Regions from separate parts of the Homo sapiens genome. Here region 1 is linked to region 2. A link is a contact called in ENCODE Hi-C or POLR2A ChIA-PET data. All regions are on one chromosome and are shown on one strand. The core of a region is the stretch at or near the end of the contact, and the rest is flanking DNA. Distances in the headings are between cores, read along the strand shown. Region 1 holds the start of RTKN (rhotekin). Region 2 overlaps SLC4A5 (solute carrier family 4 member 5).

The links. Hi-C counts contacts between places; a loop is a spot of excess contacts on that map. ChIA-PET counts read pairs that join two places held with the same protein, here RNA polymerase II (POLR2A). Pooled maps may share reads with other maps.
Region 1: a loop to region 2 is called in a pooled map, with 2.2 times the contacts of the local background. The contact joins the promoter of RTKN here to the enhancer-like site in region 2. A Hi-C loop is called at or near these places in 1 of 50 pooled maps. POLR2A ChIA-PET finds 5 or more read pairs at or near these places in 5 of 52 experiments (H1, OCI-LY7, WTC11 and 2 more).

The regions. Positions count from the first base shown.
Region 1 is chr2:74,440,558-74,443,856 of GRCh38, reverse strand. It overlaps RTKN (rhotekin), which reads left to right and starts at 1,920. Exons shown (of 12, transcript NM_001015055.2): 1 at 1,920-2,151. The coding sequence starts at 2,041. RefSeq lists silencers at 1,830-1,909, 2,220-2,279, 2,995-3,299.
Region 2 is chr2:74,295,822-74,299,619 of GRCh38, reverse strand. All of the region lies in intron 7 of SLC4A5 (solute carrier family 4 member 5), which reads left to right. Among named protein-coding and RNA genes, the nearest start is that of SLC4A5, 46 kb to the left of the region's middle. Within about 2 kb of position 2,064, at least 2 of the 41 ENCODE cell types and tissues checked have a DNase peak (open chromatin) inside an H3K27ac peak, as active enhancers do; they include OCI-LY7, where a contact is called at or near this core.

The DNA.
Region 1 (3,299 bases), core at 671-3,170, 140 kb before region 2:
TGGTTTCGATCTCCTGACCTCGTGATCTGCCCCCCTTGGTCTCCCAAAGTGCTGGGATTACAGGCGTGAGCCACCGCGCCTAGCGGGAACCCTGTTTTTATGGAAGCAGGGAGTGGTAAGTCCAGCCGGGCAAGTCCAGCCATCCAGCAAAGCAGCTGATTATATCTATATCTATCTATATCTATATCTATATCTATATCTATATCTATATCTATATCTATATCTATATCTATATCTATCTATATCTATATCTATCTATAGATAGATAATATTGGCCAGGCGTGGGCCACGCCTGAAATCCCAGCACTTTGGGAGACCAAGGCGGGTGTATCGCCTGAGGTCAAGAGTTTGAGACCAGCCTTACCAACATGGTGTAACCCCATCTCTACTAAAAATACAAAAATTAGCCAGATATGGTGGCAGACGCCTGTAATCCCAGCTACTCCGGAGGCTGAGGCAGGAGAATCGATTGAACCCAGGAGGCAGAGGTTGCAGTGAGTCGAGATCATGCCATTGCACTCCAGCCTGGGTGACAGAGTGAGACTCTGTCTTAAAAAAAAAAAATTAAAATAAATAAATAAATAAATAAATAAAAATAAAAAATTATACATATTTGTAATGCTTTTTAAGAGATGGGGTCCCACTATGTTGCCCAGGCTGGACTTGAACTTTCGGGCTCAAGCAATCCTCCCACCTTAGCCTCCCGAGTAGCTGGGACTACAGGTGTGCACCACCATGCCAGGCCAATTTGTGTGTGTGTGTGCGTGTGTGTGTGTGTTTTGTTGAGACAGGGTTTCATGTTGCCCAGGCTGGTCTCCAACTCCTGAGCTCAAGAGCGATCAGTCCCCCTTGGCCTCCCAAAGTGCTAGGATTACAGGCTTGAGCCACTGCACCCAGCCATCTTTTTTTTAGACGTAGTTTCGCTCTTGTTTCCAAGGGTGGAGTGCAATGGTGGGGTCTCAGCTCACCACAACCTCTGCTTCCCGGGTTTAAGCGATTCTCCTGCCTCAGCCTCTCAAGTAGTTGGGATTACCGGCATGTGCCACCATGGCCGGCTAAATTTTGTATTTTTAGTAGAGATGGGGTTTCTCCATGTTGGTCAGGCTGGTCTCGAACTCCCAACCTCAGGTGATCCACCCTCCTAGGCCTCCCAAAGTGCTGCGATTACAGGCGTGAGCCACCGCGCGCAGCTGCTCTTTATGACTGCAAATATGGGGCACTTGCCTTGTGCCAGGCACTATGCTGGGCATTTTACCCTCATTCTTATAGGTAATCCTCATAGCAACTTGAGGAGTGGAGATAATTACAGTATTCCCACTGAACAAATGAGAAAACTGAAGCTCAGAAAGGCCAGTGACTGGACCAAGTTAATGATTGCACGGTTAGTTAGTGACAGAGCTGGGGTTTCACGACGTGTTTAAGCACCGCCCCATCAGTTGTGGCCACTAGGCTTAGGCGGATAGCCTCGCAGAGGAGCCTAGGTGGGGAGGGGGACGAAGAAGGAACATTTGGGACTGTGGGATGTTGAAATGGTCTCTTCGGAGGCTGCCGGGATTGAAACTGGGCAAGGTCCCAGGGCCCGAGTAGAGCCAGAGCGTGCTACGCGGCGATCCCTGAGCCACGGGGTTTTCAGCGCCCGGGAAGCCAGGCTTGCCAGGTTGGGGCGGCTGGCGGGGCAGGGCTTCTCGGTCCGTCCCAAGTCCAGGTAGGCGCTCGCGACCCGCGCGGGCAGGGAGAACGCGCTCCCACAGTGCTCGCGAGGTGCAGTGCGCCCCTGGGGGCTCCGGGGCCGTCGGGCCAGGTCGGCTTGGCGCCCAGGGACTGGCCGGACGGGCTGGGCCTTTGGCGGGGGTGGAAGAGGAGGTTGCCGCGCCCTGCCCGGCCCAGGTGTCGTCTCCGGGGGCGGGGTTTGGAGCCCCGCAGCGGGAGATTCCCGGCCGGACTGGCGGACGAGCGTCGAGAGACAGAAGCCGAGGAGAGGAGGCTAAGCCGGGCGGCGCGGGGAGCGCACTGAGCAGGCAAAGTCGCAGGGCCGCCAGCATGTTCTCCCGAAACCACCGGAGCCGGGTCACCGTGGCCAGGGGCTCCGCCCTGGAGATGGAGTTCAAACGCGGCCGCTTCCGACTCAGCCTCTTCAGCGACCTGCCCGAGGTGAGAGACTCGCGTCCCTGCCTTCCCCTTCCGCGGCTCCCGGGGGCAGCCCCAGCCACCTCGGCCTCCTTCCCTCGCCCGCGTGCACGCCGAGGGGCGGAGACGCACGGTCTGGGTACAAACCCGACGGAGTTGTTGACTTAAAAAGTAAGGTGTGGACGGTCTGCATTTTCATCGGATCCATGCTGCCCATTCCGCGGCCTGGTTAGGATTATCTGCCTGAGCCTGGAAAAAGCCCGGGTTGGTCTCAATTTGTAGGGCCCCAGCTCGACTCCTAAAATGTGCCTGAACCCCAAAATGTCTTGGGCATCCCCGGGCCAAGGGCGGTGGGCAGCTAGGCGGGCCCCAAGCGCTCGGACTCTTGGCCTGGGCTCCCGCTTGTTCCCCAGTCGCCAGCCCCATCCCACAACCTGTCGCAGCCATCTGGGCCAGCCTCTGTCATCAACCCCGACTTTAGGCCGGGGCCGCTCGCTTCCCCGAAGCCCAATTCAAAGGCTCCTCTATGCCCCTGCAGGGCTTTTAACTCCTTGGGGTTACTTCCCACACGCAAAATTTCCGCCTCCTTTTCTGGGGCCTAAGAGGAGTCCAGCCCCTAGGCTGAGCGTTTCCCCCGTCCGCCGTCCACGCGTTAACCTGTTGGATCCCCACCTGTAACGCCCTAAGGGCTAGGGCGGGGCTGAAGGTGTGTGGTTGAGCGGGGACTGAGAGGGCGAATAGCTACCCCGAAGACTCTTCTGTCCCCAAGGTCAGACTCACACTCGCCCAAGGAGAGCCCAGTTCCAAGCCTTCCCTTCCGGGTCTGGAAAGGGTTAAGTGAGGTGGGCCTTCCTTCCGCCCCCTCTACCTCCCGGCTGGGATTCCAGGCCTGGCTTCTGCCCTTTCCCTCCAGCCTGCCCAGAACAAAGAGGCTCTTTCACACCCTTGTCCCGGCGTCCCGGGCCTTCTCTGACTCAGAAGCTAGTGGACCTGGGGAGAGGGGGCCTTTGTCGCGTCCCCTTGCCCCCAAGCGACTGGGCCCGAGGAACCCGCGTGGGGCCAGCGTGGGGGAGTAAGGGGCGAGGCCCGGGACCAGGGGGAGGGGCCTGTGAGCTGGGGCCGCCCCTGGGATTAGCCCGGCCTTCGGGGACAGCTCGGAGGAGCTGGGGCGG
Region 2 (3,798 bases), core at 815-3,314:
GCACTTTTTCATATACCTATTGGCTATTTCTTTGTTGTATTAGTCCATTCTCACGCTGCTAACAAAGACATAACTGAGACTGGGTAATTTATAAAGAAAAAGAGGCTTGATGGACTCACAGTTCCACATGGTTGGGGAGGGCTCACAATCACGGCAGAAGGTGAAGGAGGAGCAAAGGCATGTTTTACATGGCAGCACGCAAGAGAGAATGTGCAGGGGAACTGCTCTTTATAAAACCATCAGGTCTCATGAAATTTATTTATTTATTGAGATGGAGTTTCGCTCTTATTGCCCAGGATGGAGTGCAATGGCGCAATCTCAGCTCACCGCAACCTCTGCCTCCCGGGTTCAAGCAATTCTCCTGTCTCAGCCTCCCGAGTATCTGGGATTACATGCATGCACCACCACACCCAGCTAATTTTTGTGTTTTTAGTAGAGATGGGGTTTCTCCATGTTGGTCAGGCTGGTCTTGAACTCCCAGCCTCAGGTGATCTGCCTTCCTCGGCCTCCCAAAGTGCTGGGATTACAGGCATGAGCCACTGCGCCTGGCGAGATTTATTCACTATCATGAGAACATGGGAAAAACCCACCCTCATGATTAAATTACCTGCCACCAGGTCCCTCCCATGACACATGGGGATTATAGGAGCTACAATTCAAGATGAGATTTGGGTGGTGACACAGCCAAACCATATCATATGTCTTCTTTAGAAAAACATCTATTCAGATCCTTGGCCTTTTTTTAAGGGTCTCACTGTGTTGCCCAGGCTGGACTTGAACTCCTGGTATCAAGCTATCCTCTTGCCTCAGCTTCCTGAGGCACTGGGACAACAGGCACATGCCACTGTATCTGGCTTCCTTTGCCCATTTAAAAATAGGATTTTTTTCTTTTTGCTATTGAGTTGTATGAGTTCCTTATATATTTTGGGTATGAAGCCCTTATCAGATATATGGCTTGCAAATCTTTTCTCCCATTCTGTGGGTTGCCTTTTCATTTTGTTGATTGTTTCCTTTGCCATGCAGAAGCCTTTTCATATGATATTGTTGCACTAGTTTATTTTTGCTTTTGTTACCTGTGCTTTTGGTGCCATATCCAAAAGAAATCACTGCCAAGACCAATGTTAAACAACTTTTCTCCTGTTTTCCTTTAGCACTTTTATGTTTTGAGGTCTTACATTTAAGCCTTTAATCCATTTCAAGTTAATTTTTTGTCAGTGGCATAAGATGGGGTCCAATTTTATTCTTCTGCACGTGGATATCCAGTCTTCTCAACACCATTTATTGGAGAGACTAATCTTTTCACCTTGTGTATTCTTACCACTCTTGTCAGATACTAGTTGACCATGTATGTGTGCATGTTTCTGTGCTTTCTATTATATTCCCTTGGTCCACGTGCCTGTCTTAATGCCAGTACCATACTGTTTAGATTACTATAGCTTTGTAATATAGCTTGAAATCTGGAATTACATCTTCTCAATTAATCCTCACACCAACAGTAAAAGGGAGATATTATTATCCCCATCTTCAGATTGTGAAACTAAGATTCAAAGAGATGTAGCATAATGCAGATGTTAATCAGTGAATGTGGGAAATAAAAACAGATCTATTGACTCCAAAGACTGTGCTTGCCCTTTCACTACATTGCTTTCCTTTATAAGATGTCATTGGTCAGTCACCATATTGGACCCTGGCTGATAATGATGTCCTTTCAAGTAGCCAAATTGCCTCATGTTGAAAGGAATAGATAGGTAGGAAATAATAGGCCATAGCAGTTGGTTTATTTATTTTCTCTCTCTCCCTCCTTACCACACCTTCCCCCAATGTGAATATATTAATAATTTAGGAAGTCAATACTTAGTAGCCAATCAATTTTGACTGAAGCAGAACTCATATGATGAATAGAATCATCAAGCTGTGGTGAAAGTCAGTAGGAGCCAGGGTTTCTACCCTGGGGGGAAAAAATGTGTTTTCTGGCTGTGAAAACCTCTTGAGAGGCCATTAGGAGAAAGAGGATTAGAAGCAGCTTTAGAAATGTGGTTGCACTTCCACTTTTCTAGGCTGCTAATAAGAACTGGAGCCAGTTTAAGAGAAACAAGGTCAGTCAAGCCCAACTGGGGTGTGTAGACCCTGGAGTCTCAGTATTCTCATCTGGAGAGTGAAAGATTGTTGCAGGGTGGCCAATTGTTTCAGTCTGCCCAGGACTGAGACTTGTCCCAGGATGAGGGAGGAAGGACTTTCAGTGCTAAAACCAGATCGGTCCTAGGCAAACTGCATGGTTGTTCATGCCAGATTGCTACGAGTTGTTAAATGAGAGATAAATAGATATTAGATACCTCACATGGTGCATGGTGCATGGTAGGCACTTAACATATAGTTGGTTCACTTTATACACATTAACCCAATTTAAGAGCACCACGCCCAAATCTTTTTCCTCTAAAGTGGGCATTTGTTTGATTTGGCTGCCCTCGTTGGTACTGAGAAGCTTATGAGATCCTTCTGATGGAAGGAGTGTGAAAAATATTCAAGCCTTCATCTATTTGCCAGGTATTGAGCAGCGCTGGGATCACCAAAAGATCAAAATTACCCTAAGATGAGAAGTAAAGGAGAGAAAGGCTTTCTATTAAGACACTGGAACCTCACAAGGTTCCAAAGCCTTAGGACCAAAGACATGTTTCATGTTGTCTTTCTTTTCTGATAAGAAAGGAGCCAAGGGTTAGGATAGAAAATAAGTTTATCTCTAAAACATCTCCTGCACTAAGGAGTCCCTGAGGCAGGCCACGTTTCAAACATGGGAGCAAAGACAACTGGCTTTCTTTTTTTTTTTTTTTTTTTTGAGACAGAGTCTTGCTCCGTCACCCAAGCTGGAGGGCAGTGGCACGATCTCGGCTCACTACAACCTCCGCTCCAGGTTCAAGCAATTCTCCTGCCTCAGCCTCCTGAGTAGCTGGGATTACAGGCATGTGCCACCACACCTAGCTAATTTTTTTTTTTTTTTTTTTTTTTGTATTTTTAGTAGAGACGGGTTTCACCATGTTGGCCAGGCTGGTTTCAAACTCCTGACCTCAAGTGACTCAAGTGATCCACCTGCCTCGGCCTCCCAAAGTGCTAGGATTACAGACGTGAGCCACAGTGCCTGGCCGACAATTGGCTTTCTTTTAGGGTTTGAAACTTTAAAATTGGGGTGGCTTCCTCACCTTTGTCTACTTAATTTGGATCTTGAAGGAAGTGGTGAAGAGGGGAGAAGTGAGAAAAGAGAAAAGGAGGAAGAAAAAGGAGAAAGGATAAAGATCATTCTAGACCTTTTATGCTCCCCCCAACCCTGGGGCTGGGGAAGGAAGACAAATTAAAATTACCTCAAGGAAGTCTGTTTCTACACCACTCTCTTCTTGCCCTTTAACACCTTAAAACCAAGATCGCCCCGAATTTTCAACATATACTGCATTCCCTCCCTAGCCAAGAGGGCTGTTCTCCTAAAAAACAAAAACAAAACTCAAGCAAAAAACCCTACCAGGAGAGAATCTTGAGTTAGTGACCTTAAGACCTTAAGGGGAAATGGGTTGAGAGCCTGAATTTGCAAGTGAACCAATGAAAATCCTAATATAAAGTTTTTATAACCTTATTCGATGTGGTTAACTAAAATAGACTCCAGCCTCCTCGCCACATTCTAGAATAGGCCCACACCTTTGCTTAAATGTCTGTGAATTTCCAAAGGCTTCTAGTCTCAGCGTTGCCCTGGCTCCAAGTCCCTGCTTGGTGGACTCAGTCTCACAGTGCTTCACCTTTGGCATCTGTTCTCTG